Regions from separate parts of the Mus musculus genome. Here regions 1 and 3 are each linked to region 2. Evidence: chromatin loops called from intact Hi-C (ENCODE). Cell type or tissue: left cerebral cortex. All regions are shown on one strand. Links, peaks and the distances in the headings refer to the core of each region. The heading gives the core; the rest is flanking DNA. Region 1 overlaps Fam189a1 (family with sequence similarity 189, member A1). Region 2 holds the start of Fam189a1 (family with sequence similarity 189, member A1). Region 3 overlaps Fam189a1 (family with sequence similarity 189, member A1).

Region 1 (11,173 bases), core at 1,371-9,370, 49 kb after region 2:
TCAGCTCAGTTCAGGAGGCCAGTGTGCAGGATGACAGCTCCAGTTCCCAACTGGGCAGTGTGTACTGCAGACTTGCTGTGCATTTGAAGTGTTGCTGGCATGGAGAAAGAAGTGTGTGAGGTAATGGATTTATTAATTAGCTCAATTTTGCCTTTCCTCCAGTGTGTACATATTTCAAGCTATGTTGTACAGTATATCTATATACGATTAAAATACTTTTGCTCATTCTTTGAGGGTCTCATACAATGTATTTAGGCCATGTTCACGACCACTCCTCCCAATAACTACTGAGTCACCCCACCACCTTTGTGCCCTCTGCCAGCCTCCTGTCCCCATTAAAAACATAATCCACTGAGTCCAGTTTTGTTGCACATATAGTCCTGGTGTAGAACCATCCACTGGAGTGTGGTTGACCTACCAGGGCCCTCATCACTAAAGAAAAGTGACTCTCAGTCTACCAGAAGGCATCCATAGCTTCCTCGCACACACATCTATACAGCTCCTCAGTTAGGAATGGAGGTTTGTGAGCCCTTTCCACTCCATGGTAAAATGCTGATGGCTTAGTCTTGTGCTGATACCAGAGGTACAATGAGTTTGATGGTCCTTCCATGTCTGCACAATACTATTTCCACCCAGTCATCTCTGATCTCTGGCTCTTCTAATCCTACTCAGTCCTCTCACGGAATGGCCCTTGAGCTTTGACGCGAGCTGTGACGTAGATGGTCCATTTATGGCTGAACACCACAGGCACATCATCTACATTTGACAGTTGTGAATTTCTATAGGAGCCACCATACAAGGAAACTTTTCTAAGGAAGTCTGAAAGTTAAACTAATCTTTAGGTATAGGATATAAGTTTAGAGGGCAGTTTGATATTTTTTCTACTTATCAGTATATTAATAGGTTCACCCTTAGGATCTGTGAGGTTTCCAACTATAGTTTTTAGCCAGACTTACAGTACCATGTGTTTCTCCTGTGAAGCGGACCCTAAACCCAAGCTGTGAGCAATTGGTGACCCCCATGATGTTTGTGCCACTGTTACACCCATAGGCAGGTCTTGTCAGGATGGTCATTCTTGTGGTTCACAACACTCAGACCTGGGTAAGACCATGGCTGACCTTCCCCTTTCAGCAGTCTGCATAGCACTCTCTGGTACTGGGAATGGAGGCCAGCAGGGAGGGAGGACACTTTCTAGTCAGTACCAGCTTTACTTCTTCATGTCCCTTGACCAAAGTGCGTGATGTCTTCAGCCTTCAGCCATAGGGTCTTACCATCGAATTCTGGCAGGCAGGCAACCAAGAGCCATTAGCCATTGTCTGGAGGTGGGTGGTTCTCTGGTAGACTCTGTCATGAGCTGTGCCTGTAGTTTCTTGAGAACTGTTGAATGAAGTCTCCTTATGACACTCACTTCTGGGTCTGTGTGTCGCACTGATTACAATAAACCACAAGTACCCTCAAAACGTGGCACATACATGGAGACTGCCCCTGCTAGTTTGTCAGTTTTCAGGGAGGACTCCTGAAAGCACCATCCTTGTACATGGCAGCCTCGAGTGGCATGATGGTGTGCATGTGGTCCTTCTGTAGTGAGTCAGGGGCAGAGCTGGGATGTCGAGAACCTATCCTAAGCTCAGTTTGGGATCATGTTGATAGGAGTGAAGATCACAGTGTGCACACAAAAGAGACCAGTCCCATGTTGCAGACAAGAGAGTCATGGTGCTTTTGATGAAATCTGGAGTCAACAGACTTGGGCTGAAGGGATCTGACACTAACCCTGACTGAGGTGGCCAGGCTGCTCATTTGAACAAAAGGGGAAAGTTGGACTTTGGTTGGTTTTTGAAAGAAGCAGAGCCAAACAGAGTTTGGTGATTGTTCTGGTCATGGGGAGGTTTTTAAAGTTGTTTACCTTCTTATATACAAAGTGTGGATACACAGTGACTTCACTCTGGAATGGCTGAGTCCCTCCTGCTGGTGGTGTCTTCATCTCTCATAAACATCCTATCTGATGATGATGGGCCTTACGGTAAGTCTGAGGGACTGGAGGTTACTGAGTTGGTGAGAAGGCATGAGGTCAGGAAGAGGAAACATGTGTCTGCCCCAGTGGGGAGGAGGCCAAGCTAGCTCAGTGTTGTGGTATTGCACAGGGTGGCTCCCCAGCATCGCTGCATCTAATCTAATAGAGCTAATCTAGTAGAGCTTGAATGGAAGGCCTTGAGAGGACAGGTGTGATGTGGAGAAAGATGTCCAGTCTTTCCTCATGTTCAGTATCATTGTTGATAAGCTCTGGTGAGGAAGTGGTGTGCTTGGCCAGAGTGGCCTCAGGTTTCCATGAAGAAACTTAGTTATTTGTTTGTTTGTTTGTTTGTTTATTCATTTATTTTCCGAGACAGGGTTTCTCTGTATAGCTCTGGCTGTCCTGAAACTCACTTTGTAGACCAGGCTGGCCTCAAACTCAGAAATCCACCTGCCTCTGCCTCCCAAGTGCTGGGATTAAAGGCGTGTGCCACCACCGCCAGGCATAGTTTTTTAAAGCTTTATTATGGGGTACTCTTGAGCCATAATTCTGTGAAAATATGATTGATAGAAAATTGGGTAAGGTAAAATCATGATCCCTGACATTTGGAAATGATTCTATATTGTTTTCACCAGAATTGAGGAAGAGTGGGCATTGCCATTCCATATGACATGTCATTGCATTCAGGTCATCTCTTGGAAGGCTGGAAGTTTGGTGAGGCAGCCCTGAACTCCCACTAAGGATGTTGTTTATGAGATGTATCTGTCATTCCCAGCAGGAGGTAGATGGATCCACAGACTTCCATTATGATCAGACTAGGGCATTATTTTATTTTCTTTTTTCTTTTTTTAATTAGATATTCTCTTTATTTACATTCAAATGTTATCCCCTTTCTTAGTTTCCCCCCTATCCCCTCCCCCCACCCCTTGCTCACCAACCCACCCACACCTGCTTCCTGGCCCTGACATTCCCCTATACTGGGGCATAGAACCTTCACAGGACCAAGGGCCTCTCCTCTCATTGATGACCGACTAGGCCATCCTCTACTACATATGCAGCTAGAGCCATGAGTCCCTCCATGTGTTTTCTTTGATTGGTGGTTTAGTTCCAGGAAGCTTTGGGGTACTGGTTAGTTCATATTGTAGTTCCTCCTATGAGGCTGCAAACCCCTTCAGCTCCTTTGGGATAGCCACCTGTTATAAGCCTCACACCAGAGGCATTGCCTCATGAAAAAGCCAGTAGGAAACTGACAATGTATAGCTCAGCTGTGTGCCCTCCATAATTAGTGGTTTTAAGAGAATGTGAAGTAAATCTAGAGGGCTTATTTAAATCTTTGGTATTAATTCCCCTAAGTTTTGTTTATGATTTGTGTAATATTTCAAACCCCACAAATATTACTATGTCTCCATCCTAAGGATCTCCTAGTGTGTAAACATTCTGGCCTCATGGAGCTTTGGGGGTGAAGCTCCATAGAGTATAAGGCTAGAAGATGGTTGACAGCTCAGAGTTGGTCCTTTTCCCTTTGTGGTGATTCCTATTTCTAGTTCATGCTGTGATGTCTGGGTTTCCTTGGGTCAGAGATGGTGGCTAAGCTGCAGGAGAAGATGTGTTTTCCCAATAGTGACCGTGTGAGAGAACTTGTGGCTGAGACAGAATCCCGGAGAGCAATGCTAGAGCTGGGCAGAGAATTAGAAGAGGCAGAGGAATGGTCCAAGAAGTGGGGGCAGAAAAGGAAGAGAGAAATTGTGCAGACGACAGAGAAAGGTATGGCCATCAGTGCCTACTCTGTAGAGCTTCAGGCTGCAGGCCTGGAGTATAGTCAGCGGATTTTCTAGGTCTTTATATATTCTGTTAGGTTTTTGTTTTGGCACTACTGTAACCAGAATAGTTAAAAAAAAAAAAAGCCAAACCTTAAGGAAGGTTGCATTTGACTCATGGTCTCAGAGGGCTCAGCCCTTGGATACTTGGCTCCTTGTGTTGAGTGGACCATCGAGGCAGTGGGTAGGTGGGTGTGAGATGAGCATATTCATTCCTATCACAGGCAACAGGATGGAGAGACTGATGGGAAGGGCTAAGGGTATTATACCCTAAGGTTTACCCCCAGTGACATACCTTTTACTGAATCTACTTCCTAGAGCTTCTAAAACAGTGGTTCTCAACCTGTGGGTCACAACCCCTTTGGGTCCACCGACCCCTTCACAGGGGTTACCTAAGACTGTCTGAAAACACAGATAATTGCATTATGATTCCTGACAGTAGCAAAATTAAACTTCTAAAGTAGCAATGAAAATAATTTTATGATTAGGAATCACCACAACATGAGGAACTGTATTAAAGGGTTGCAGCATTAGGAAGGTTGACGAGTTTTCACTGTTCTAGAACTTTCTCAGAGTTCAGAACAGATGTTGGATTTTATGAGGGTGCTGTTGAGTAGAGTGTGTTTGGGGGTGTGTGTGGAGATGGGAGAGAGATGATTGGGGTGGAGCAGATATCAAGGTTTGGTGGTTGTGGTGGTGGTCTCTCTCTCTCTCTCTCTCTCTCTCTCTCTCTCTCTCTCTCTCTCTCTCTCTCTCTGTGTGTGTGTGTGTGTGTGTGTATGTAGCAAAGAGAACACACAAGAACACTAATGGAGACCCAGGATCCAGAATATACAGGGAAAACCTTTGGAAGAAGTTCCACCCTCTTCCTCCTTGCCTGTTATTTGGGCATGCCATGGCCGAAGGCAGGAAAATCAGCCTTTTAAGGGACATCACATCCCTCATAGCTTCCCAGAGTAGAAGGACCTTCATCAGTGAGTGTTTTGAGAAGTAAAGAGTTAATATTCTAGGAGGATCTCATGCTTGACACAGAGAAAGGCCTTGGAAACATAGTTCCCAAAAGTAAGTATGTGCTCAAATGTGTCTGTGGCCTCGGTGGAGGTCTGACCTTTGTTGTTTATAACTTGTTTTGTTTTACTATATTTCCAGTTTAAGGAAGCTGACCCAGAAGAGAAGTTATGGGGTATAGCTTGCTGTGTTGGCAATGACAGACCGTAGAACTTTCCCTTCAATTTGAAACTTATTAAAACACATCAGCGATAACCCTTTCATTTGAATCTGGCATGTGGGGTAACCTTGCTTCCTGCCTCTCATCCCTGTGAATGTGGGGGATCCTGGGTCTTATGCAAGACAGCCAAGTGTGCACAGAACTGCACCCCCATGCCACTAATGCACACTCATGCCAGACTTTCTCAGTTCAGTGTGTATGTGCCTTAGTGAGACAGCCGTGTGTGCACACAAGTGCAACTGTGCCACATCTTCACAGGTGTGTATGTGGACTTCTGCCCCTGGCAACTCTGGTGGGCCTAGTGTGTTCACAGCAAGGAGGCTGTGTAAGAGGCTTTTGATCCTGGAGAAGACACAGACTGGCCTGCTTGGCATTATATGGTGTAATTCCTGGACCAGCCACACTGGCTCGTGGGTTAAAGAGTAGGAGTGAGATTCCTAAGCAGAATCGCATGAAATGGAAGAGCATTTATAAGAATGGAGTTTTAGGCAGATAAAATGACATGTAATTTGAGTCATGTGGTATTACCCAGTTATTTTTAATGGCTGCATATTATTCTGTCTTATGAACAGTCTTTGTAGTCATTCTTCTTGGCTTAGCTAGTTTCTCTTTTTGGCATTTGGAATACAGAAATGTGCAGCGATCTATAGGGCACTGTAGTACAAGGGGTTTTCAGCATACAGAACGCCATCATGGCACACAACCTCCTTCTGTCCAGAGTTGCAGTTCTTTACCACGAGACCCCGATTCTCCATCATAGTGCTTTGCTGAGGAAGCACCATTTGGCTCAGTTGATGGGTTCTGTTTTGGCATCTTTATTTTGGGTTCCTTTCCCATTTCAAACTGGCTCGTTATCTCTCATGTGGGCATGAGGCCATCCTACCAGATGGTCTTGACTACAGCATGCCAAGTGACTCTCACTTGGGTGTCAGAGGCTGGCTTTCTGCTGGAAGCTGTTGGCCAGGAGGGTGGGCATCACCTCATTACTTCACAAGGACACATGGTTACTCCTTCAGACTCATCGTTTTTAGTTCATCTAATCTTGTGTTCTGCCTTTAACGTGGAAACCGTTGCTTGTTATTAGGAAGGTATTAGAGGGCTTACAGACCTCACTGGGAGTTTTGTGAAGTCAGATGCTGTATGGTGTCACAGTAGTAATAGGGAACACCTGTCTGGCCATCCCTGCCTTCTGCTACTGTCCTTAATACACAGCCTTTCATTGGAGCTCTTGTCTGTGAGACTGGGGAACCACTGAATCTGCAGTCTTCATTAGAGCTCTCTCTCTCTCTCTCCGTTCCCCTTCCCCCGACATGGAAGGCTCTCCAGGTCTTTGCTAAATGAATTACATGAAAGTCTTGGCAGGACTGATGGGTATCAAGCCTTTGGTCAACAGGACCAGTTGCTTATAGTCTCACTTGCAGACCTGAGAAGTTTGAAAGGATGGAGGCCTGTGTGAGTCAAAGGGACCTTAGAAGAGTCCACTGGGCAGGGTGCCCACGTCGGGTCCCGGGAGTCTGAACAGGCTGACTGTTTCAAGTAGGCACAGAGCCTTATGTGTTGAGTGTAGATCAGTTTTTGGAGAGAGGGGAGCCCAACTCGGGCTTGTCTTAAAGCTGGGGTTTGCTAGGGAACTCAGGGAAGGAAAGGAATAGTTTGCAGAGAACGTTGTGCAAGAAGAGAACCACGTCGCAGCCTGGGGGAGGGTTTGGTCTTGAGCAAGGGACACTTTCGCTGCAACAGACTCTCGTTCTCTTGTACCAGGTGACTGCAATGTTCACAGTTGCCGTTCAGCTCACTCTACAGAAATGTTTCCCTCCGAGTGTGGCATTATATCATGCGCATGGAATTTTAATTTTCCCTGTTTTTGCATCCAAGCTTAAACAATTAATTCTTGTGCTTCATTATGTAGAACACACCTTCCCCCCACTTGCCATAGCGTATTAAATCTACCCATTGGAAACATTTGGATTTAATGAATACAGAATTGATTAGCTCATTCTTGAGGTAAATCGGTGAAACTTGCTCATACCGGATGTGCAGAAGTTTCTTTCGTAGTTATGGAGGAATGTGCGTGTTAGCTGAGGGAGGCCTGATTCCTCTGTTGGCTCTCTGGGGATAGAGTACTGATTTTGTTTTCTAGTGAGTACTTCTGTGCCTCTTACCACAAGAAAAGTTTCCTGTAAACGCCACCAAAGGCAGGATGGAGACCACTAACTCTAAAGCTGCCTGGTGGCCCTTGCCCCTCTGTAAGGCCTCTCGTTGGCCTGTTCTCTACACTGTACTTTTGCTTTGGAAACTTTGATGGCATTGGAACCGTCACCACAGCAGAACTGACTGATGGACTTGCTACGTATGATTCACTCTCCCCCAACAAGGTGTTTTGAAGTCACCTTTTATGGTGGGCTTCTTGTCCTTGGCAAAAAATATTTACGACGTTAGCACAAGCTGAAGCACCTAATGGGTTTTATTTCATACTGTGGCTGAGTTGGGTCCATGGTGATGTATTGTGTTTGCCTGGTCATGGTTTTGCCTCTCTGGCTACTGTGGCTGATGCCAATACTAACCTTTCTGTATGGATCTCTGAGGGAGAAGATGCTCTCCGGTCTTAGGTACGAAGCTGCGTCATCTGTAACTTGACATTGAATATCCCAGGCCTGTCGAATCGTTTTCCAGAGTGGCGCCTCCCACCAGCCACAGGGCAAGCTTCTTACTTTGCCAACACTTAGTTTTTTCATTTTTCTCTTCATGATAATGAGTCTTGAGTCCACAGTCTCACTAATAATAAGCACAGTACCACTCGGCTACATCCCAGAGTGCTTTTTTCCATCTCCCTCTCCACCTCTCCCTCCCTCCCCCATCTTGTTCTCGCCTCTCCTTCCCTCTCTCCCTCTCTGTCTCCCTTCCTTCCCTCCCCTCCCCCCTCCCTTTCTCTCTTTCTCCCTACAGGGTCTTGCTTAGCTTCATAGGCTGACCCATAAGGCACTGCAATCCAGGCAGGCCTTGAACTTGTGACCCTCCTGCCCCAGCATCACTAGTAGCTGGGATCACCATGGGCCTATGCCACACTCTGCTTCTGTTTTACTTTTCCCTCATGAATAAAGATGCCAAACTTTTTGTCCTTTCGAGTATCATGTTTGGAGATGTTGTTACTCAAATCCTTTGCTTGATTTTTTCCCCCTCAGTTGTGTTGTTTTGATCACTACTGCCTGTGAGGTGCCTTTATGTATTTTGGGTGCTGGATCCATGTCAGATACATGATTTCAAAAATGGTCTCCTGTCCTGTGAATTGTCTTCTCATTTTCTCAGTGGTGTCCCTCAAAGGGAATGGCGTCTCATTTTATGCATCCAGCTTCCCTATGGTGTTGTTGTTGTTGTTGTTGCTGCTGCTGCTCCTCCAGTGTTTTTTCTGTGTCACAGTCAGGAAACCATCAATGCTTCATCCAAAAATAGGAGATTGCATTCACTAATTTTTGTTTTTGTTTTTTTCCTAAGAGTTTCACGGTTCTAGCTTTTATATGTGAGTCTTGAAGCCATTCGTGGTGGCTTACATTATGTGTGATGGGAGACCAGAGCTTAGTTTTATTCGTTTTCATTCTGCTTTCCAGTTGTCTTGTATGACTCTTTGAATAGTGTACTCCTTCTGTATTGTGTTACTTTAGCGTTCCCTGAAAGCCAGCTGACTGAAGTGTGGGTTTATTCCCGTATTTCTGTGGTAAGGTTTTGGAACCAAAAAGTCTTGAGTGGTCCAGCTCTGTTCTACTTTCTCCATGTTCTCTGGATCACATTTCCATACGAGCTGCAGGATGGTCTTGTCTATTTTAATACAGATCTGGCTAGGTTTCTGTAGGAATTCCATTTGATTTGTAGATCACTCTGAAGACGTTGGCATCTAAACAACGTTAAGTTTTCCAGCCCAGAAATGTGACATCTTTTCCTTCATCCAGGTCTCCCTTCCTTTGCTTGAGTTATCACTTTCAGTTTTCAATATACAAGGCTTGGGTCACTTTTGATAATTTTTTTTTTTACTGAGTATTTTTATGATGTTATTGGTAGAATTATTCTTATTTTTGATCTGTTCCTTGCATATGTACTGAAAGACAACTGGTTTTGTGTATTGATTTTGTATTGGAAACCTGGCTGGACACATGCATGGCCTTTGCTGGTACGTCGGTAGATGGCTTAGGGTTTCCTATGGAGACAATCAAGTCATCTACAGATAGGATTTGACTCCCCAGCCAGGCACTTGGAAGTCTGCCATGGCCTTTGCTTGCTGTTTGGATAGAGCCTTCACATCAGTCAGAGGAGGGAGTCAGGAGCTTTCCCAGGCCTTTCCTGGGCTTGAGACACAATCTCTGTCAGGGACATGGCCCTGCCTGTGTGGATGCCCTTTAAATTTTCAGGACTATATTGAACTTTCCTAAGGACCTATTCAGGAGACATAGATGTCTCATGTCCTCAAGTCATTATGTCCCCACCCCACCCCAACCCCCTTTTAAAAAAAATCTCTACAGCTCTGGTGGCCAACAGGTACCTTCTCTTGTTTTGGGGACCTCCCAACCAGGAAGAGCCTTGTCACACTGAGTGGACTATGTTTTCCTAGTGTTTCTACAAGATGAACAGCAGACAGGTCAAGTCAGGACAGTTCTCTGGGACTATGACTTTGACTTTGAAGGAACCCCTGCTGTGTCTGTCCAGGCACTGGCATGACCCGTGTGCTGGTTTTCAGGGTGAGGGAGAGAATTCCAGGTGAGATGAAAATAGGTCAAAGGTCGTGCCCTGCGCCTCAGTGTTCCTCTTATCCACTCAAAGAACTGTGCGCAGATTGCGACAAGTTGCTTTAAAATATCTCGAGTTCTAAAAAAAGTTGATTTGACAACTTTCTGCCAATTTTCTCATCATGTCTATGGAACAGAGATTATTTTTTTTCTATTTTCTTCTTCCTTTTTTTGCTTACATTAATCTTTTTATTAATTTGAAAGCTTCTTTTTTAGCTACAAATTTTGTACTAGTTTTGTACTTTGCAAATATTTCCTTCCAGGAAGTGGATTGCCTTTTCTTATAACAGCACGTTTTAAAGGCAAGACATGATATATTTTGATATACTGAAGTTTTTCTTTAGTCTAGAGATGTATAGATTTGTTCCTTATACAATCTTTCTTTAATACGTACATGAGTGTATGTGTGTGTGGGCAAGCGTGTGTGCCAGAGGATGCATGCAGAAGACACAAGGCAACTTGTGGAAGTGTGTTCTCTTCTTCCACATGGGTCCTGGGGATTGAACTCAGGTTGTCAGGATTGGCAGCAGGCCCCTTTACCAGCTGAGCCATATTGCTGACCCTCTCTTCTATAAACTTTAACATTTTACATTTTGTGTCTTTGTAAATTGGCTCTTTTTTATTTATTTTTTTATTTCTAATTATGTATCTGAGTATGTGTCTGTATGTGGGCATATGCATTGTGTCTGCCATCAGGGAACCTGAGTGTGGAGTTGCTTTCCCTTTTATTCAGGACAGAATCTCAGTCCATGGAATGGTGCCTGCCATAATTTCTTCCCACCTTAATTAATCTAATTGAGGTAAACCCTCATAGGTATGCCAAGAGGTTAACTTAATTTAGATAATCCTTCCTTGGTAATTGTAGATCCTGACAAGGTGATAATGTTAACCATCTCATGAGAGGCAGTGAGGGGAGGGGAGACAAAGCAAATGGAAGGGAGAGACCCTGGTGGAACACATCTCTCTAGAGATGCCCAGTCTCCTTACACCGAAAGGCAGCCAACAGCTTTAGGGGGACAGCATCTAACCCTTGCTAAGGCACTATTTCTGTCCTTCATGGTGTTCAGATTGCACTTTAGACATGTGTTCATTGATGCCTCCTTAGACAGCCCTGATACCTGGGATTCACAGAGAAGGGCTCCTCTGAACAGCCCTCTGAAAGGCTGAGCTAGTGTTCTACATGGTTTTGATTTTATCTTCTATGATTTTTGACTATGCATGTGAATTTTAGCGATAGTTGGTTGTTTTGGTGCCCCCCCACCCCCTCCCACCCCCCGCCAATGGAGACTGCTGTGATTTGATTGAAATTGCATTGGCTCTGTCGATCAGGAGATTTCCACAG
Region 2 (11,173 bases), core at 1,534-9,533:
TTACCTTGCTTCTAGCAATTCTCCTGTCTCAGTCCCTCATCTTCACATAGGTGTGTGTTGACCTATATACAGACACATGTACACTGTTCTGGCTTTTAAATGGTTTTTTTTTATTATTATTATTTGTATACAAACTCAGGTCATCAAGCTTGCATGGCAAGGGTTTCCCTCACCAAAAACCTCCCAGACTCCACTAATTTGTTACTGGATAGCTGAACAACATTGCTGTGAACCTGAATGTACAAACATTTTGAGTCTCTGCTTTCAATTTCTTTTGGGTAGGTACCCAGAGGTGCTTAGGAATTCCTTGATAAATCACTGGGGAATCCTTAGAGTCATTTTCTACAAAGGCTCTATTACGTTGTAGCAATGCACAGCTGGTCTTATTTCTTCACATCCTTGCAAGTACATGCTATTTTCTGGGCTTAATTTTCTTAATAATGTTCTTTGATTCATAAAAAGGTTTTAGTTCCTTGAGTATGATCTACCTAATTTTTCATTCATTGCTCATGTTCTTATTGTCATGATTTACCAGTCTTCTGTTACTATAGTAAAAAACCTGATACAATTAGCTTATAAAGAAAATGCGATTACCTTGACCTACTGTTTTGGAGATTTTGATGCAAAATAGAGTGGACTCATTGGTCTGAGTCTCTGATTCATCTATTGGATGGCACCCGATGACAAGGCAGGGATTCCATGGTAAAGCAAACCTCATCTCCAGAGAAGAAAACAGAAAAATGGAGGTCCCAGGCTCCACAAACTTAAGTGTTGTCTTAGTTTCTTTCTTTCTTTCTTTCTTTCTTTCTTTCTTTCTTTCTTTCTTTCTTTCTTTCTTTCTTTCTTTCTTTCTTTCTTTCTTTTTTTTTTTTGTTGTTGTTGTTGTTGCTGCTGTAATAAGTGCCCTGACAAGGGGAACTTGAGTACAGAGGGATTATTTTGACTCATTGCTTTAGGTTGTAGTCCACCATGATGGGACACCACAGCTGCTGGAGTTTAAAGCATCTGTCAGATCACAGTCACAGTTAGCAAACAGAAAACAAAAGATTCTTGTGCTGAGATCACTTTCTCTTGTTTGTGAAGTTTAGAATCCCAGCCAGGGGGATGGTGTTACCCACAGTGGGCAGGTCTTCCCATCTCAGTTAACCTAATGAAGACAATCCCCCACAGGCATGCCCAGAGGCTGCACCCTCAGGTTATTCTAGAGCTCATCAAGCAGAGGCTTGATATTAACCATCACAGCTCCACACCCTGACAGTCTGATACCCAAAGATGACATTTTAAACCATATATCCCTTGTCCTCAGAATCCCATGCTTATCACATAATGCAAATCACAATCCAACTTTAAAATTGCTAACACTCTTTAGGAATTCCAACTTTTTAAACCCCAAAGTCCACACCTCATCTGAGATTCAAGGTGATAGCCTAACTGTGAATTGCTATAAAATAAAAAAAAAAAAATAACATCTTCCCGACATGCAATTAGCACAGATATACATTCTCATTCAGCATGGAAGAACAGGAGTATAACAGAGGAATGCTTGGACCGAAGGAAGATCAAAATCCAGCAGGGAAAACAACAAATCCTGTAACTCCATGTTTGGCTTTTGATGAAATTGGCTGTGCTCCAAAGGCCTAAGTTAGCCCCACTTGCCCAACCTTTTTATGTGCACCACACATAGCCTCTCTTAGGCTGGCTCTACTCCAACTCTATGACTATAGCTTTCACCATTGGATGTTCTTTGGCATCTGCAATATCCTGGGGTTCCAATTACAACTTTGACTTAACTTGACATCACCCAGAAGGTCTCATAGGGTCTTCTTGCAAGGACCCCAATCCTGTCCCCAGCTGATCACTGAAGCAGTAGAATGGGACTCCATAATCCTCCAATCTTCCACACCTCCCAAAGCAGTTCTATGTGAATGATGGTGCAAAGCTCTGTTGCCAGCTTGAGACTCAAGTTGGTACCCTGAGACCACAGGTGCTTTAGACCATAGCTAAGCTATGGGAAATGTGTCCCCAGACACATCTTTGAACAGTGAACCCTTTAGCACAGGCTTTCTTCTTTAAATGAATTTGAATCTTCACAAAGTAGAGTTTTAGATGTATGGGGTCTTCCCTTACCACCTTAAGGACATCTCTCCAAGTATCCTAATTCAGTGCAGGAGGATTCTCTTCAGTCATTGTCTCTTTCATAATTACAGTAGCTTTCTTACAACTGGTCTGAATGCTTTACTGTCTTAAACCTTCGTCTTCCAAACAAACTAGTTCCATATTTTTCAGCTCAACATTATTCAAGGTCTTGAGACATGGCAGATTGCAGCCAGTTTCTTTGACAGAATGTATCATGGAACCTAGTTCCAAATAGAATTCTTGTTCGCCTCTGGAACCACTCCCACCCTTCCCTGTCACCCTCTCTTGCCATGCTGATAGCAATATCTTCTGGATTACAGTGTGGTCAGAAAGCTCCTTTCCAATCGCCGGGGCGGCAGGTGTAGCAGTATTTTCTATCCCACTGAACCCAGATGCAACTGACTTTGGAGCAATTATCTGTGTGCTGACAAAGTCCCCCGGAGACCAAAAAGCGCCCCCCCCCCCGGGGGGCCTGCCTGCTTTTACTTGTCTCAGACCTTCTCCCTGCCAAACAGTGGACTTTTAAACATAATTTTGACTAGTATACAATGTGGATAAGCTAAGTAATTTGCTCATTTGTAATGCCGATTATCTCTCTTTTGATGTCTTAGAGGCAAGGCTTCTGTCTGGTTTTTGTTTGCTGAGGTACTTACCTCTAAGAGCCTTAAATGGGTGGCTTCTGCTTAGACCCCCTAGTCTGAGCCGGTTTTCAGAAGAATGCCTGAATGGGCGAGGGAGGTGAGGGCAGTCGAGTATCACGCTTTGATATTGTTTCAAGCACTGACAAAAATGCTTCCTGAGAACTTCTAGATAGAAAATACCTCCAGGAAATTGGAATTTGTACTAGGGCGCTCTAAACACCTGGCCAGAGGCTTATTTCATTTTATAAAGAACTGGGAGAGACGACAGCAGTTGGCCACGGGCCAATATTTGGAGGTCATCCACTTTATCCTGGGATTCCCACCCTCTCTCTCTTCATCCCTTGGCCATCCAGTTAAATTGGAAAATAAATCCCATCCCTGGTAAGGTGTTGGCTGATAAAGGCTGAGCTATTGCCCCTTCAAGGGGAATTTGCATTTTAATAGGGGCTCGTCAAGCCCCAAAGGAATCAATATCTCTAACGCTGAAATTTCAAGCACCAGCAATTGAGATATTTTCGGGAGGACACTGTTCGGTATTTCCAATCCAATGGGGCGGGGGTTGAGGGGGAGGAGGCAGACAGGGATGGAGGACTCCATAAGTCCTGCCAAGAGGTCATGGAAGAATGACCTTTGAATTTCATCTTTTGCAACTTTCCTTTTCGGCCAGTCCTTCATACTTCCGACCCTGCAGACTCCATTCAACACTGATAGGCTTAAAGTTGTCCCATCAACAGGACCACAAAAGGCATTGGGACAACCGAATTTCCAGGTTTCCTTGCAATTTCAAGGAAGCCAATCATTAAATCTGGGGGCAAGAGGGAGTATAGGCTGTTTAATACAACCTCCATTTACATTTGCTCTTGTATACTGTTTTAAAGGCTAAACTTGGGACTTGTTTTATAAAACGCCCCGCAAAGGAGAAGTGGATAGAAGGCAGCTGCTTGCCCCAGGGGTGTCCTAGGTGGCTTCTAGGGTGATTCTGCACGAAGGCGGCTAGGCTTATTAACTGGAGGTCGCCACGCCTGGGGCTCAGCGCAGGAAATCGACATCCAAGCCCTTTCAGAGCCTCAGGTCCCACAACCCCGCTCCCACGCCTTGGCCAAAGGGTCCTCTCGGAGTCCTCTGTCCTTGCCGGTGTCCAGGCTCCGTCCGTCCTCTCCCCAGTATCCGACTCGGCCCAGGAGGAGGCACCAACGCGGAGGACACACCCGCGACCTCTCCTGCTCCCTGCCTTGTCCCCCCCTTCGGCTTCGGTTCCCTCCCGGGCCCCGGCGCACAGCGGCTAGGCTCGCTCCCGAAGCCCGCGGCGGCTCGCGCCCGGCACGGCGGCTCGCGCCCGCGCTCGGCCAGGGGAGCGCGCGGACGGGCGGGCGAGCGGGAGAGGGCGCAGCGCGGCCGGCGGGCCCTGCGCAGCGGCGGTGGCATGGGCGCGGGCACCGGTGCGGGCTGCGGGCGCCCGGCTCTCCGCCCGGCCCGAGCCGCTCGCGTCGGCCGCGCGCCGCAGCCTCTGCTGCTGCCCGCGGGGAGGCGGTCCCCGCAGCCAGCGCAACTTGCCCCGGCGCCTCGGTGAGAGGAGCGCAGCGCGGAGAGAGCTTGCGGGACGAGATGCCTCCGGCCGGCGGCCCCCGCACACCGCGTCCGCACGCGCTGCCCCGCAGCCTGTCCCGCCTGCGCGAGTGCCCGGGCCGTTCCCGCATCGTGCTGGCTCTCGGGGCCACGCAGATGGCGCTCGGATGCCTCATCGTGGCCGTGAGCTTCGCGGCGCTGGCTCTCACCACCTCCGCCCGCGTGCGCCACTCCTGCCCTTTCTGGGCCGGCTTCTCGGTGAGTGTCTGCGGCGGCGGCGCGGGCTGGGACCCGGAGCTGCAGTGGCGGGGGACGCGGCCGGCGCCGAGTGGGGGAGCGGACGCCCGGGTCTGGCAGCTGCGGCTCGGCTAGCAGTTTCCAAGTCCGGGCCGGGGAACTCCGGGGACCGCCGCGCGTCGCGCTGCCGCTCCAAAGCGTTGCGCCCGGAGTTACTTTTCTGAGGGGAAAACAGCCAGGCGCCCTCCCTTCGCCACCTGGTGGGTAGCAGTCGGTGGCTGGTGCCTGCCTGGGACAACTGCCCGGATCCCCACTCGCCGCCGATGACCGACCCGGGCAGCGGGCGACTGTGACCAAGGCGGCACGGGGGCGCCCGAGCCCGGTGCAGTACCCGCTGTGCACGGCTCCCTTCGCTGCGGTTCTCGCCGGGGGCGCGCAGGGCTGTGGGTCAGTCTGGAGAGGACCGACTGGTCCCCGCTCTGGCACCTCCCGGACGCAGGGACATCTTGTTTCCCCTTAAGCCCAGGACGGTCTGGCTGGACCTGCTGGAGATCCGGAGTCAGGAGCGTGCTATTTAAAATCCAGATTGATTTTCGGGTTCTTGACCCTCAAATGTTTCCTCCAGCAAACATTTATTAAAGAAGCCATTGGTTCGAGATGATTTTCTTTTCTTTTCTTTTCTTTTCTTTTCTTTTCTTTCTTTCTTTCTTTCTTTCTTTCTTTCTTTCTTTTTTTTTTTTTTTTGGTATTTTGTATTGTTTTGGTGAAAGTTGCTTATATTCTGTATTAATAAAGCATGGACATATGGGAATAGGGATAAATGTGGCACGGGTATTTATAACGATGGGCACTTGTTTCGAGAACTCTTGACATCTGTAACTACATTTGGTCAGTGGTGCACAAATACATTACAGTGAACCTTCTGCGTTTAAATTCCGCTTACGAAGACCCAAAACAAGCCTTGGCAATCAATGCTCGTCGTTTGTTCTTAACTTTTGTAATTAAAAAAAAAAAAAAAAAGTCCAGTCCTGCATGGCTTTTATTTATTTATTTAGTTTGGAATGGCCTTTGTTCTGGCAAGTTCCTTGTCTGGTTTAAAATGAGATCTTAGCCAAACTACCCTGGAAACAAGGATCGATACAGGTGTGGCTGTTCATCCAAATGGGGGTATTAATTTTCAAAGCTTATTTCAGACAGGGGTGGGGACTCATCTGGGAGAGCAGAATAGGAAGGCAGAACGTGTGGTCACAGCTCCCAGTGTTCAGATCGATGAGAGGAGGTGGGAGGCAGCCTCCAGGGAGCCGTGGTCCAAACCCGCCCCTATATATAGTCTCCACACATCTGTTGCTCGGTTTTTAGCATTACTTAATATGCGTTGTTTTCATGTCTGTCTAGTGGGTACTGAGTTTCAGCCTGCTGGAACCAGCCTACAGGTGGCAGGCTGGTGAATTAGCAAGGATTCCTGGCTCTTTCCGGAGCCTCCCCCACCTCCTCTGAGCCTTAGCTGGATTCCCTAGGGTGTTCTAAGAGAACTGATTTTATACACACACACACACACACACACACACACACACACACACACACACACACAGAGAGAGAGAGAGAGAGAGAGAGAGAGAGAGAGAGAGAGAGAGAGAGAGAGATTTTATATATATATGGAAATATATCTTTTCTTCATATATATATATATATATATATACATACATACATACATATATATAGCCTCAAAAGTAAAACATTAATTAGAGACAGTAGAAAAACACATACAAAATACACATCCCCTACATTTTGTTTCAGGAGTTAAGTTACATATGAAAAACAGTAATTCGGCTTGTATGTCAAATGCTGTTGTCTTCAACATCTATAGGTGATTAATTCTAGTTTCCCACAGTTCTGAGTCCTGTCCTGGCGTTAGGCTGTGGGCTTCCATTTCTCTGGGCTCTGGAGAATAGCATGAACCCAGCATAAAATGCTTACACATTTTCCCTCCTTCCCTCTGTCCCTCCCTCTGTCTTCCCACAGGCTTCTTTTTAACCTTCAGAATTGAATCAGCTACAAGTGTTTTGAAATTTATTTTTTTCTATGCTGGGGATGGAATCTCTCCATACATACTAGGCATGTGCTAGACTGAGTTACATCTCCAGCCTTTAAATCCTTTCAATACAGCGTATAGCAATTTTCACACGTTGTCTCTGCCCCGCAGAAAGAATGCTTAGTTCCAGTTGGGACAGGTTCGCATGTTGATGTGATCGTGAGTGAGTAACACGGGCTCTTTGCCTTCCGTATACAGCCTGCCCTTAGCATCGGCGGCTTCTGTAGCCAAGGATCCAATCAACCAGACACCTAAAGTATCCAGAAAGCCCTGTATCTGTACAGACACATGCACAACATTTTCCTGGTCAGTTCATACCCAAATGATAGAATATAGCAACCATTTGCATGGTATTTATATTGCATTAGTTATTCTAGGCAGCCTAGAGATGATTTTCAGGCATACAAGAAACCGTGTGTGGGTTATATGCAAATTGTAAGACATAGAAGGGATTTGAACCTCCGCTGTTGGAGGTTCTTGAGATCAGTCTCCCAAGGTAATGGATATATTTGCTCTAACTACCTTGAAAGGTCTTTAAGATAGGTGACCAAGATGGTAGGTTTTTATGGAAACTCACACTAGGCTTAGTGCTGGACTCTGCTATATGAACCCTCTGAAAGGATACTGGGTACTTAATTGCTGCCTCAAACTTCTTGATCATTTGTGGTTTAGACCTGGTGAAGAATTGTTATATCAACAGTTCTTGTATTTAGGAAAAAGTAATATGAAGAAAAACAATTCTTTTCTTTATTGAGCACTTACTATGTACTGGACCTGATAGTCCCTTTTATATGGACGATAGCCCGCTCACTGGCAGCCTAGTGGACTGTACCTCCCGGTACTCGGCCTTGGCCAATTGATTCCCTCCCTGAGTTTCCATCAGGCATCTCACTTGTCTTAGCCAGGGGAATGCCACACCAGCCTCTTTCAGGGGCTGCTCCTCAAGCAGTCCTGGCAACTTGTGGTGAGTGATCTGAGAAGAATAAAGATGAAATCAGTAACTTCCCCAAGGTCACTGAGCCAGGATGTGGCTTTGAACTTAGCTGCTCTCACTTTAGAAACACCAGGTGCCTAACTGAAGATGATGCTTAACTGTCCATGTGGCAGAGGGTGGACGAGAGCCTGCTGGTGAAGAAATTGCCTTGGCAAGGCAGCCACACCCTCTGTTCCTTAGGAAAACCCTAACCATGCCTGAAAGGTGAAGGGTCAAGAAATTTGAAGACACATTACGCTGGGGACATTAAGAAAACTTAAAAAGTTCTGTGTGTGTGTGTGCCTGTCTCTCTGTGTGTATATGTGTATTTGTGTAAGATGTTTATATATGTGGGTATTCATGTATATGTATGTATGTATATGTATGTTTGTATGTGTGTGTATGAATGCCTGTGCATATATGTGTGTCTATGTGCATGTGTATATGTGTGTAAGATGTGTGCATGTGTGTACTGTATGTGCTTGTGTGTGTCTGTGTGACTATATGTGTAGGTGTATTTATACGTGTCTGTCTCTGTGTATATGTGTAAGAATGTGGGAATATAGGTGTATGTATGTATGTGTATATATATGTGTGTTTGTGTATGTATATCTATGTGTATGTACATGTTTGTGTCTGTCTATGTGTATATGTGTGAATGTGTGTATATATGTGTGTCTGTATATATATATGTGTATATATATATGTGTGTGTGTGTATATATATATATGTATATATATATATATATATATATATATATATACATGTGTCTGTGTATATATGTGTGTATACTTTTATATCCATCTGTATATGTGTATGTGTTTGTATGTGTGTGAATGTGTGTGTATGTGTCTCTGTGTATAGGTGTGTATATGTATATATGTGTGTCTGTGTATACTCACAGAATTGCCACGTGGAGGTTTCAGTCCCTGGCCTCAGGCAGACCTGTGGCAGGGCAGTACATTGTGGTAGGAGTGTATATGCTGCTTACTTTGAACCAGATAGCCAAAAGGAGAAAGGAAGAGGAAGAGGCTGAGCCCCACTGTTCCCTTGTAGGTCACTCAAGACTCCCCCTTAGGCTCCACCTCCTTCTAGAAATGCCATGTGGAACTAAGTCTTTACCACATGGGTCTTTAGGGGACATTCTAGCTCTAAACTGTAGGAGGGGAGCTTGGCAAAGCTGGAGGCTGGTGAGGTGAAGAAGCTGTGGCCAGAGGTCAGTGATGAGCAAAATCTACATGGCGCTTTGATTCTGAGGAGCACCTTGTAGAGTTCCCTGTCCTAGGCTATACTGTCTGGCATGTTAGGAGATGGGTCGCCTCCCTACGCATGAACCTCTGGCACATTTCTGCAGTGACTGACTATACAAGAGCACTGAGCTGGGTGGGGTCTTGACACGTTGCCTTTGAGTTGAGGCGACTAATCTTGCCAGTGCCAGGACACTGAAGTCACCTGCACAGCCGCTGCTGGCAAAGCAGCTCAGTCTTTGTGTTCCCTTTAAGAGCGATGCTGCTAGAATTCTAAAAATATTCCTAAAGCAGTATGTAACTGTTGCCATAACTAAAACCCAGGAAATGTACAAACATGGATTCTCTTCTCCATCAGTGCTCTGTCGATCGGTAGCTGACATCACCAGTGGTGTTTAATATCCCTCTACAAACTTCACAGTCACAAGTATATCAGAATGCTTACACGTGAAATGCTTCCTTTTCTTTCTAGAATAGAAAAATGGGAGTCTACCACCCACATTTTACTCTGTCGCTCCCTTTGAAATGTGATGTGTCCCTTGCCCATAACTGGTGACAAATTTGAACCCCTTCTTTGAGTGGGTGTGTAATAATAGTGCAAACTGCAGTTTATTGTGTTGTATTCCATTTCTCTGCTGCTGGGAGCTTTCTGGTGACGCTTTCTGGTGTCTGATGCTGCTTACCCTAGATGCCAGTGCCTGCTACTGAGAGTGAGCTCTAGTGACTTGTTAGTAGTCAAAGGCTGTTCTGATTGGGATTTAGTTAGGTGTTGTTAGATTCGTTGAGGAAAAATCATTCTCACCCCCAGGAGCCTTGCACAAGGATTTGACTTTCCCCACTCTTGAGACATAGGCCATTAGCAGCCTTGAGTGCTTTTATTAATCTGATGGAGGAAGATTGACATCTGTTTTCATTTGATGTGAATTTTCCTGGCCACTTTATTAAGTGTTGCACATACCTCCTCATTGGGCTCAGTTCTTGCTGTCTTCTGCAATATTTAAGACACCCACAGTCATACGTTCTTTTCCATTTCAGAGTTTCTCCGTTGTTTACACTTAGTGATCATTACAAAGGCCACCCAGATAGCCCCAAGAATTCCCTTCTGATAATTTTTTATATCGACATATTTACTAGTCCGGATTTTCTCTTTTATTTTATTTGTACACACACACACACACACACACACACACACTCACGAAAAGGCCAGAGGACAACCTTGGCCTCCATTCCTCCTTAGGCGATATCTACTTTGTGTTTTGAGGCAGAGTCTCTCACCGGAACGCTCTGATTAGGTTCTGGGTCTGTCTGTCTCTGCCTCCTCAGTGTTGGGACTGAGAGCCTGCACCGCCACGCCTGACTGTGTGCCTGGGTACTGGGGATAAACTCAGATCCTCAAATCTGTTTGCCTTCAAAGTTCCTATGTAAACAAGTCCTATTTTGGATTCTATTCAGTTTTGTTCCCTTGTCTATTTTATGGTCAAATATTCCCCTCCCCTCTGGCCCACTTTCCTCTTTCTCCATTCTCTCCCTCCCTCCTTCAGGTGTTGGGGATTGGATCCCCCACCTTGTATATACCCACCAGGCAGGCAGTGTGCCACCGGACCACAGCCACCTTGTATATACACACCAGGCAGGCAGTGTGCCACTGGACCACAGCTCCAGCTCCACATTTTTGATCTTGCAGATCTCACGGTGAGTTTTGCTAGCTGGTAAGGCAAGTCTGTCTACACCATGTCTCTGCTTCAGAGTCGATCTGACTGTTCTTCTGTATCCGTGTCAAATGCTTGCCTGTTGACCAAGGCTGACTTAGGGTTGGAAACACATTATCTGTGTAGGTTTCAGAAGCTCTGAATCTTCCAGGTCAGGACTGTGTTGCATCTCTTCATTAATCTGCCCATTGAAAACATTCTAGAAAAGATCCCGTGGCGATGTGGTCTTCATGATAGAGTAGTTCTTCACTCTTTTCCTAGACTTCCATTGAACATCAAGCCAGCGGGTGAGATTGCCACAGGATGAGCTGAGATATGACATCACAGCAGAGAGGATGCACTTGCTGCTCCTGGCAGTTCCAAGACTAGATGGAAGAGGCCATAGACTGGCAGCACCAGGACCGCCATGAGTTACTCCTAAAAGTACAGTGGTGGGCCCTTTCAAGAGCAAATGGTAAAGCTGAAAAGGTCTTCAAGGGTTTTTTTTAAATGTAGTTGAGAACAGCAGACCACCTTGGCAAACCTTAGAGACACAATAAGTCCAAAAAGCCTCCTCTGAGAAACCATGTCTA
Region 3 (11,173 bases), core at 1,071-9,070, 63 kb after region 2:
ACTTGATGACAACAATGACTGTTCATCCTGCCCCAAGTTGATTGGTCTCATAACTTGTCTTCTGTCAAACTGAAAGATCTGCTTGTGTGTTGTGGGTATTAGTCTTGTCTGCCCTCTCCTGTACCCCACTGTATGAAGGTGAGGCTTTCTGTCTCCTTTGTTCCCTGCTCTCCCTTGTGTCTAGAACACTGTCTAGAGGGCTTGTGAATGGTCGGTGAAGATCACAGTGCCTTAAACAACATCTAAAAAGCTTAAGAGACCAAATCCCACGCATCTAGTGAGAACATACCCATATTACGATATAGGTTCATAAACTAGAAGGGAACATATTCCTTTAGTCCGTCTGGCCATGAAATCAAAATGGAAGTTATCAATGTTACCGTTTTCTCTCCTCATTTGTCAGTGCAACATTTGTAAACAGCTTGGAAGACAAAAGCGCAGAGTCGGAAGCAGAGGGTATTGGACTTACTACTGTGCCGCCCTGGGCTTCTGCTCAGTGGCGGGCATACCTGAGTCATGGTGGGCATACCTGAGTCGTGGTACTAGCTCTCCACATCAAGGTAGAGAAGGATTGGGCTGGGGGGAGAGAGAAGGGGACGGGGAGGAGAAGGCTTCCCTTTTGAGTGACCTCCTCCTTAAGCATACTGTTTCAAGATAAACTTTGCATTGGAGTGTCCAGTCATCTAATCACTCTTCGAAATTCAAGCTCCTAGGCAGGAGGTCTTGTAGCACGGTCCATTTTGACAGGCAGCTCTACTTCATGATTGGTCAGTCACACATAGGCCCCTCCCCACAACAGAGAGCCTCTTCAGACTCAGGGCAGGTTTCTACAGATGCTCTCAGGGATGAAATGAGAGCCCCTCGGAGATGCCAGCAAGGCCTCCAGAGCCAAGTAAGGGAACATTTGTGTCACTGTTAGCATACGGTGTTTTGTTTGCCACCAGAGAAGCTTGTGCTGGCTCCTCTCCTCCCCCCAGTCTTCCTGCTATGATTAATTTTATCCTGTGTGTGTGTTGGCAAAGACAGGATTCCTTTGCTCTAGTTGGAGTGACAGGCCACGTGGTCTCATCTCCCAGTTGCTCTCTGAGCCCTGGTGCCTGGGCATGCATAGCAGTGTGTCAGATGCAGTCCTTTGTGAACTCAGCTGTCCCCTTTCCAAGCTGCTGCCCTGGGGACCGTCTCCACATACACCATGTCCCATCACCCCTGCAGAGTGACTCAGGCTTGTCTCGGCTGCTTCCCAGGAGTCCATTGGACTCTGATATAGAGTGTGTTCTTTGGAATTGGCCATCTCAGTGATGGGATTTCTTTTCTCTTGAACTTAAACCATAGATGGCAAGGATGTGGGGAAAGGGGAGCCCTTATTCACTGCTGTTGGGAATGCCAGCTTGCACACCCTAGCAGTAAGGTGGAACTTGGACCCACATCAACTACTGCAGTCACCATGGAAATTGGTGTGGAGGATCCTCAGAAAGCTAGACATAGATCTACTGTCTGGACTGTTTGGTTTGTCAACTTGACACAAGTCTGCATAGATCTGGGAAGAGAGAATCTTTTTTTAAATTAATCTTCTCATACAATATATTTTGATGTTTTCCTCCCCTCCAGACCCTCCCAGCTCCTCCACCCCTCTACCCAGCCAACTTTACATTATTTTCTTTCTCTCTTTCCAAAACAGGCAAGCAAACAAGCAATCAAGCAAGCAAGCAAAGCCAAAATGAAAGCCAAGAAACACACATACACACAAAACAAAACAGAAAGTCCACAAAGGTACTCATAGGCCCTAGGAAGGAAACCTGTTACTGTGTTTTCACTACATGGATGTAGCATCACATTGCTCTCTGAATACTTATGCTCATGCGTTGGTCCATCTTGTCTGTGCCGCTCCCTCCCCCGTGCCAGAGAAGTTTCCTTAGCAGAGACTCACAGCTGGTCACATGCTGAAAATAGCTGATCTTGAGATATGCAGGCCTCAATAGGACATCCACATCGCTCCCCCCCCCCCATGCTCCCACCCTGAGGTTCAGAGACCATTGTGGAAGAACAGGCAGAAAGATTGTAAGAGCCATTGGCAGTTGATGGCTGCTGGGGGGAAGGAAATTATCTTTCTTTAGCAATGTGGGCCCTGGTAGGTTGCCCATGCTCTGGTAGATGGCCCTGCACTCACACACATACACATACACACACAAACACACACACATACACACACACACACACACACACACACACATACACAAACACACACAAACATGCACACACACAAACACACATACACACGCACAAACACACACACACGCGCACAAACACACACAAACGCACACACAGAGAGCGCTAACTAGATTCAGTGAGTTTAAAAAAAAAGGACATAAATTTGGAAGGAACATGTGTTGGGGCTCTGGAAGAAGCTGGAGGGGTGATGTGATAGAATACTTTGTATATTGGTATGAAACTCTCAGAGAATAAATAGATTTAAAATAAATAGATTTTGTGCACGTTTTGTTAAATTTCTTATAAATGGCCCTTCTTTCCCAGAAAGTTACGGTATTGTTAGCATTGGAGTGTCTCGCTTCTACTGGAGATCTGTGCTCCTAATTCAGGATGTCTGCTGACCTATCCTGGCTCCTTGCCTTGTCTGGCTCAAGGTTTGTCCCTCAGTTAGGGTTGTTGAATGTTTGAGTAGCTTGTGCTATGATGAAGTCTTTCTCACTGAAACCAACTTGATCACTGTCTATAAAGTTATTCCTTTCTTTAGAGTAGCAGTTCTCAACCTTCCTAATGCTGCCACCCATTAATACAGCTCCTCGTGTTGTGGTAACCCCCAACCATAGAATGAATTTGTTGGCACTTCATAACTATAATTTTGCCATTGCTATGAATTATAATGTAAGTAGCTGAGGTGCAAGATATCTGATTTGTGACCCTTGTGGGGCAGCGACACATAGGTTGAGAACTTTTGCTTTAGAGCAAATTTTGGTGCACACGTGTTTCAAGAGGAGTGCTTTAATAACCTTCAGGCAGAAGCAACCCAAGTATCTATGAACACGAGAGCAATAAACAAAATGTGACACGCATGTACTGTGGAATGCTGTCCATGAGACAAAAAAGGAAAGAGGTTCTGGCTCAGCTTGCAGCATGATGAACCTGGAGGGCGTTTTGTGGAGTCCAGTCAGTCATCAGAGGGGTGCATCATATGTGATTCTACTTCAGTGAGGCACCAGGAGAAGTCAGACTCACTGAGACAGGGAAGAACAGTGTGGGTAGGGTTCCAGAGAAGGAGTGAGAGGGGTGTTATTTAATAAATATAGAGATGAGAAAGTTTGGGAGATCTGTTGTGTAACAAACTGCATGCACTTAACATTTCATTTCTGCACACTTAAAAATAGTTAGGCTGGAAATTTTCATGCTGTGCATTCTTACTATTTAAAAACTAGCCAAGACCAAACAAAAAAGTACTCTGTCTTCACCCGTCACTCGTGTGCCTCTGTTTGAGCCGTTTGCTCCTTTGAACATGCATCTGTTTCGTGGGCCTCCTTTTTCTACCTTGATGGTCTCTCCTCTGGAGCGTAGAGGCCACAAGGCTGAGATTCCTGTTTTGTTCTCTGGAGGTTTAGAAAAGTGCTTAGCACCAGGAAGACGGTTCATAAGTATGTGCCTTAAATCTGGTCCCAGCCGACCCTGCTCCCCAAAGCTCAGACATGGACTTTGGAGGGGCTTCTGGCAAGAGGAGGGGGGAGCTCTGTTCACTACATTGAGACTTTGCGTTTCGCTAGCAGTGCTGTATGGGGACAGCCAGGCAGGCTGTGGGCAGTGCCAATGTCTCTCTTTGATCTGGAGCGGTGTTTATGATCTCGAGTTGTTCCTTCACCATTGGCTGAATGAAGATAGGGCAGCTTCACTGGAATGGAGAATTCCTGCAGCATGGCAGGTGTGTCTAGCACCCGTGCAGCCCACTCTCCGAGGACAGGGAAGACATGGCTTTTACAAACATACTAGTGTTCCCTTCTCCAAGCCCCTTGCTAGTATAGACTCGGTTTTCAAACAAGCCTCCCTGAAACCCTAGTGTTCTTGGTGCCTTTGCAGCTTACAGGACTTGAGCTCTTAGCAACGTCACATTTTGACGCTCAGTCTAATGACTCATGTGGCAAAGGTGCTGGGAGCTAAGTGTTCAGCCAGGCTTGCCAGCTGGCCCTTTTGTTTCTGGGTCCTGCAAAGCTGGGGTCCCTCCTTGTTGCCAAGATTCTTTATTTGCCATCTTGAAGGTCAGAGAGAACTCAGTTAAAGCAAGGCAGTGAACAAGCGAGCGAGCTGCTTTTCCTAAAGGTTCAGCACTTAAGGTCTGGGCCTCACACAAAGGAGAGTGTTCCGAGAGGTCTTTCAAAAGGAAGTCTCACTGTAGGTGAGAAGAGGACTTGTGAAGACCCTAATGGACTCTAGAGAAGGAGGAGTGCCTGCCCGATTACTCCCTGGAGCATTTACCAAGTGTTGGCAGTGGACCACTTGCATAGAAAACCTCAGCAGTCCACAGCTTGGCAGAAGTCTGAAGAATGGAGGGTCCACAGGGTTTGGGCATGTCCTGCTGTAGCTATTAGAGATGGAGGACAGGTATATTAGTCATTCTGGGCTGCCGCATAACAATGCCACAGACTGGGCGGCTTAAACAGCGGATGCACAGTCCCCCTGCTCTAGAGACTGCCAAGTCCCCTGTGGATTTGGTTCCTCGTGAGGACATGCTTCCTGGCCTGCAGACCGCTGCCTCTGTGCTGTGCCCCACCCACACCTCCATGAGAGGGAAGAGCTTTATTGTTTTCTAACACACAGGGTTCCACCGTCATGGCTTACCTAACCCTTATCTCCATCCCATTGGGAAGCAGAACGCCAGTGATCAAGTTTGAGGGAAACGTATGGCCTACAGAGAAGGAGAATGGTGATGGGTTATTGCCTGAATGTGGTTCTCTGGGTTTGCATTAGCCCTTAACGAGGTGGAACTCTCTCCACGTCTCTCTCTTAGAGGACATTGGTTAGTATTATGCATTCGTTTTTTTTGTTTTTGTTTTTTTCCCAAGAAACATCTTAGTTGTATGGAGCTTGAAGCAATGCACTCTGGGAACCTTTCCATGATGAGTAATACAAAAATGTAATTATGCACAAGGCAAAGACAACAGGTGTCTGTGGGTGGAGCCTGGGCCTGTGAGAGTCTCCAATGTTTCATCTTCATTAGTTGCTTGAAAATCTTGTGGGTTCACTCCTTTTCTTTTTTCTAACTTTAAAAATAATGTTTATTTACATTTTTTTCTAATTTTAGCAATAACATCGGTCACTGTAGGAAATTTAGAAACTCCAGGTGAGGCAAAACATTTGGCTTAATTTCATAACTGTGTGAGAACACTTGGCTGGGAATAAATTGTGTATAGGTATCTTGATTGCAGAATGGGATAGTTGAGTATTGTAGCACCCCCTTGCTGAATGTATCTCTATAGTAAAGGGTGTGTGGCATTATGTCAGCACACACTGCCCCACTGTTGACTGCCTTTCAGTCAGTGTTCTAGATGGGCTGAGGCAAGAGAGTGTCCTACATGTGCAACACTGAGAACCTCTGTGAAGGCTGAAGATGATGGAAGACCAGACATCAGTGATTCCAAGGTAACTGAGTAGCAAAGTCACCTCACTGTCTGTCATGCTCCTCTGGATGGATAGACGTGTCACTGCTACTGCCCTCCTGTTGTCTTCTTGTGAAGATTAGAATATATTTCCTAGTGGGATCATTAGGTGATTGGATGAGTTTCATCTGTCAGGCATTTTAAAAGTATGGTTTGGAGGCTGAGGACGTTGAGATTGGACGTTGGTGTTTGAGTGTATCTGCACTTTGGTCTATTGTTGTTTCTCTGTCTGAGATTCAGATGTGTTGTTCAGCAGTTTCCTCTGAGATCAAACATTTCAACTTGGAGGGAAGCTCCTAAAGAGACTCAGGGTATTCTAAAGGAAGGGTCCTTGAAACTCAGGAAATAAACAACTTAAAAGCTTCAGGAAGTCCCTGAAACTGACCAGATATTCTAGGCTTCTTCTTCCCTAAATAGTAAGGACTGTTGAGAGCACTACCAGACATGAAGAGCCACCTAGACGAGGTTCAGAAAAGCCAAGCTGCCTGGCAGAGATGCCTTCAACTTGTTAAGCTGCCTGCAGGTGGTACAGTGAATTCCAGGTTTCCATCTTTGGTGAGTCATTGCTCATGCCGATGTGGGCTTTGGTGATGTTGGTGATGTGGCTGTCATCGAGTCATTTTAGTTCCATTAAGTAACCCCAATAAAACTTGTTGGTTTAAGAAATTGGACGTTGGTTTTTGAGTGTATATGTACTTTGGTCTATTGCTGTTTCTTCTGTCTGGGATTCAGTATTCCCTGGGAATAGTGTCATGACATGAGATGGCTCAATTGGTAAGAACACTTAATATTCAAGTATGAGGATCCCTAGCATCTGCACACACACACACGTGTGTGTGTGTGTGTGTGTGTGTGTGTGTGCGTGCGCGCGCGCGCGCTCGCTCAAGAGTATAGATGCTTCATTTCCTCCATCAAGCCATTGTTTATTCCTTAGAAGTAGCCTATCAGGTTCCTGGCCTAGACAGAGACTGAGATATTTATGTGCATTTGGGGTGGTTTCTAAGTACAGCCTTCTCTAGAATGTCCCAGAGACTGATTCCAGCACATTGCAGATTCTAAGATGTGTGTCCATTTACACAATGGCATGGCATTTGTGTAGAACCTTTGAAAAATGTTGTGTTTCCTATTAAACCATCTCTTGATGATTTATAATATCTGGTATGTAGTAAATGAGTGGAGACAGTCATTCAATATAGGTGTTACTCAAAAGTGTATTTGTTTTACATTTGGTTGACTTGAAGGATATGCATAGATATATTCACAAACATATGTGTGTGTGTTTTTTACATATGTGTGTTGTTGTTTAAGATATTGCCTTTCACAGAACCCAGAACTCAGCGACTTGACCAGACTGGTGGCTAGCCTAGGGGTCCTCCTGTGACCACCTCCTCACCACTGAGATTACAGGTGTTTGTCTAGATTTCTACTTGTGCACTGGGCTCAGGACTGGGGTCCTTGGCCTTCTCTGGCAAGCATTTCACGGACTGAACCATCTTCTCAGTTCCACGTGTCACAATATTGTCTTCATGTTTACCACTGTATATTCATAGCCTGTTTCATAAATCTCAGTTCACTAGAGGTTTTCATTTTCTTATTTACTAGGCATTTGGCTGCTTAGTGCTTGTCTGCACGTCACAATCCTTGCACAGCTTTAGGAGGGGCTCCTTTAGGACCCCTTCCCCTCTCCCCAAATCTGCTCGGGATCTCTGTGTTTCCCAGGATTGTAAAGACCAGCTGATAGAGCCACCACACCCCTATGTCCTCACCAGCCTTGGGTACCACCTCGAGTGCTGGGCACGGGGAAAGCGACACCAGCATTTCTGATTTGACTGACGAAAAATGCTAACGGTGTGCTGCTGTCTTGCTTAGCATTTCATGAGTATCTCGTGCCTGTTTTTCCTCTTCTTCATTGGCATTTGCTCTTTAAAATTCAAATATTTCTTCCACTCAGGTAAAATGTTCTTAATCGAGCTTCAAACAGAAAAGGTCAGAGAGAGGCTAAAACTCCCCGGAAGCTTACATACATAATGCAGAGTATTGGCTGCCTACGCTTATAAATACCTGCCTCAGCTTTCTTTCTTTCTTTGGAGTTTTTCATCTTTTTTGTTTGTTTGTTTGTTTGTTTGTTTTGTGCCCTCCTCTAGCCTGTCCTGTCATAATAGGGTATGTCCAAGGCTGCGTTTCTCTGTCTTATAATCGATGTGCCGTGCTTAAAAGAAGCACACAAGCATTATTAACTGTGTGTGCCACTCTGAAACTTGCATTTAGCAACTTGATTTTGTTTAGTGCATGCATCCAGGTTGATTTGCATAAATTCCTGTTCGTAATTCCCCCTGAGAATGTGTGTGGCTTTCCAGCTAGGGTTCTACAACTGCCAATTCAAACAAATCGGATGAAAATATTTGGAGAAAATAATTGGTATCTCTACTGAACACGCTCCCATTTTCCTGGCACTGCTTGCTAAACAGTTCAGTTACAAAAGTACTTATATAGTATTTTTCCTTATATTTTGTATCTTAAGTCAACTAACTGTGACCTACGAATATGTTGGAGGGTGTCTACAGGTTCTGTACGAGGACCAGGCCATTTTACATGAGGCACTAGATTATACCTTAGTTTTGGCTATATTCCTTAAATTAATTTTCAAATTGTTCATTGTTGGTATACAGAAATATAATGAATTTTTGTATATTTAACTTGTATTCTGTAGCTTGGGTTATTGGCTTCAATTGTATGTATATGTGTGTGTTCTTTATAGAGATTTACTACTACTACTGCAAAGTTGGGTCATCTTCAGGAAGAAATTAACTTCTGCCTGTCTATGGATGCATTTTTATATAGTTTTCTTGCCTGTGACTTCTGTACTTGGACAGAACCTCCAGAATAATGCTGCATGGGAACTGACATCCTCACATTCTTCAGATATATATATATATATTGAGACAGGGTTTCCCTATGTATGCTTAGCTGTTCTGGAACTTGCTTTGTAGACCAGGCTGGCCTCAAACTTGTATAGATCCACCTGCCTCTGGCTTCTGAGTACTGAGGCTAAAGATGTGTGCTACCATGCCCGGCTTCCTTCTTCAGATCTTAGGTGGGGAATCTTTTCCGTCTTCAGCATCAGTGTCAGTTTCTTAGAATGTCCGGTAGCAAGCTGAGGAATTGCCTTCTGTTCTCTGTTGAGTATTTCTGACCATGAAAAGATGTTGGAATTGGTCAAGTACCTTTTCTCCATCAATCAAGATGGTCACGTAGGTTTGTGCTTCCTTCTGTTAAGAAGCTCTATTATGTTGATTGATTTTTGTATGTTTGGCATATTTTATGTTTTAGGAATCAAGTCTTGTTTGGTCATGGTGAATATATAATTCCGTTAATATGTGTATTTATTATCTATCACTCTGATAAAACACCATGATCAAGGCAATTTATAGATGGAAGGGTGTGTATTGGGCTTACAGTTCCACAGAGGTGAGTCTGTTACCTTCACCTTCGCCATCACCATCACCATCACCATCACCATCACCATCACCATCACCATCACCATCACCATCACCATCACCATCATGGTGGGGAGCATGGCAGCTGGCAGGCATGGTAGCAGGAGAGGCTGAGAGCTCACATCTCTAAATGCAAGAGGGGAAACTGAGAGCGCTACCTGGGGATGCCAGGAGGCTTTTGAGGCTTCAAAGACCTCCTGCACTGACATACTTCCTATAGCAAGGTTGTACCTCCCAAAGCCCCATGAGCATTATGACCAAAGGTGGACCAAGTACTCAAATGCCTAGAATATGGGAGATATCTTCTTCAAACCCCCACAACACTATTCATTCTCTTGGCTAAAAATTTTGTAACTGTGTGCTTACTATCATTTTTTTTTTCTTGGAGATGTCCTTGGGTTAGCTATTGCAAACATTTTTTTAAAGACAGAACTCACACTAGAAGGTCTCAACACCTCATTTTCAACAGTTCATCAGCACAGAACATCACTAAGGAAACAGATTTCAGCTGCATTGAAGAGTACATGAACCTTACAGACATAATAGTATTCCATCCCATGGTAACGGAATATACATTCTTAATACACACAAGAAAAAAAAACACAGGAAATCAGCAAAACTCATTCTTAAAAGATTAAATGGATGCATTTTCTCCCTTGGCAGCTTGCATAGAGCCTTCTAATCCATAGATGAAGGCAGCCCTCACCTCCCACCACCAACAAAACTTGTTTTTCTTAACAGAAGGTGGAGAGGCAATTAGAAAGATCTACACCCCATCAAAATGCAGATATCACATGACTGTGTGACGCCCAGCCAAGAATTGGGTGTATATTACACAACTACATTCAAGGCTTGGGAATTAAGGTTCTGAAGACTAGGATCACTCCTGCCTGGCAACTGGACAGGGATATTACTTCTATGAACAATATGGTTACCCGTACAAGACCTCCACAAACCACACCAACTCATGCACCAATATGAATGGAGGAACGTTTCACAGGGCCCTTACACCTAAATGGAAAGCTGTAGGCAAGCAAGGCTGCTGAGGGACAACCAGGTTGGTTTTGTTGTTGTTTGTTTGTTTGTTTGTTTGTTTGTTTGTTTCTTCAGTGATGAGACCTCAGTTTAGGTGGTTAGTCCTAAACACATGCAAATAAGGTAAAAAAAAAATCCAAATTGGTTGGTTTTGTGTGTGTGTGTGTGTGTGTGATAGAAGAGGCCATGAGTTCAAGAGAAGGTTGGGGGACGTGAGAGGGGTTGAATTGGGGAGAAAAGGAAATGACACAAATACAGTGTATTTGTTAATGTTTGAAATTGTCAAAATAAAAGAAAGTTAAAAAGCAATACACTTTAACTAGACTAAGAGAAAGAAAAGATTCCAATAAAATCAGACATGAAAAAAAAATGACAGCTGATACCGCAGAGAACAAAGGCTGGGAGGAGAGTGCTGTGAGCCGTTATACACCAACAAATTAGGTAATCTACAGGAAACGGATGCGTTCCTAGAGCCGCACAAGCTGTAGGTGGTGACTCAGGAACTACACATCTGAACAGAATAAAGAACTGCATTGGTTCACTAAGAACTGATTGTGCCCGGGACTGCTGGCTTCCTGGAGGAGTTCTACAAAAGGCTGAAATCAGACCTACTCTGGAACTTTTCAATTCTTCCACAATGGGGGTAGGGAGAGAGCACCTCTAAGCTACCTGTATGAAGCCAGCATTATCCTGAGAGTGAGGAAAACATAGGCCGTTATTCCCATGAGCACAGTTCAGAAATCCTTCACAGAGTCCTGGCAAGTTGACTTCAGCAACACTTTTAGAGGAGTGTTGAAGATGATTAGAGTGATTTACTCCTGGCCAGGGATGGCTCAACATGCACAAACCAAGACATAATGCATAAACATAAAAGGGATAAACATATCATCATCTCAGGAGATAGAAGACAAGCTGAGCAAAACTTAACATCTTTTCATGATTAAAAGTCCCTCACAAATATGTTAGATGGAAAGTACATTGCCG

What was found. Hi-C counts contacts between places; a loop is a spot of excess contacts. Peaks named below come from ENCODE experiments on the same cell type or tissue, not always from the same donor. Only the 100,000 strongest peaks of a DNase experiment are listed, where the experiment ranks them.
Region 1: a loop joins it to region 2, with 2.2 times the contacts of the local background. A loop is called at or near these places in 5 of 42 quality-filtered maps.
Region 3: a loop joins it to region 2, with 4 times the contacts of the local background. A loop is called at or near these places in 5 of 42 quality-filtered maps.

Annotation. Positions count from the first base shown.
Region 1 is chr7:65,099,997-65,111,169 of GRCm38, reverse strand. All of the region lies in intron 1 of Fam189a1 (family with sequence similarity 189, member A1), which reads left to right. Among named protein-coding and RNA genes, the nearest start is that of Fam189a1, 51 kb to the left of the region's middle. In left cerebral cortex, for the core only: a CTCF peak has its summit at 5,450; DNase peaks (open chromatin) are centred at 5,932 and 8,793.
Region 2 is chr7:65,149,533-65,160,705 of GRCm38, reverse strand. It overlaps Fam189a1 (family with sequence similarity 189, member A1), which reads left to right and starts at 4,178. Exons shown (of 10, transcript NM_183087.4): 1 at 4,178-4,601. The coding sequence starts at 4,383. In left cerebral cortex, for the core only: CTCF peaks have their summits at 4,951 and 5,993; DNase peaks (open chromatin) are centred at 4,933, 5,948, 6,683, 9,198 and 2 more places; H3K4me3 peaks cover 2,557 bases; H3K27ac peaks cover 1,874 bases.
Region 3 is chr7:65,085,661-65,096,833 of GRCm38, reverse strand. The region is part of intron 1 of Fam189a1 (family with sequence similarity 189, member A1); the gene reads left to right. Among named protein-coding and RNA genes, the nearest start is that of Gm32963, 44 kb to the right of the region's middle. In left cerebral cortex, for the core only: no CTCF peak of the experiment used is centred there; DNase peaks (open chromatin) are centred at 3,314, 3,934, 4,091, 5,147 and 1 more place; H3K27ac peaks cover 1,620 bases.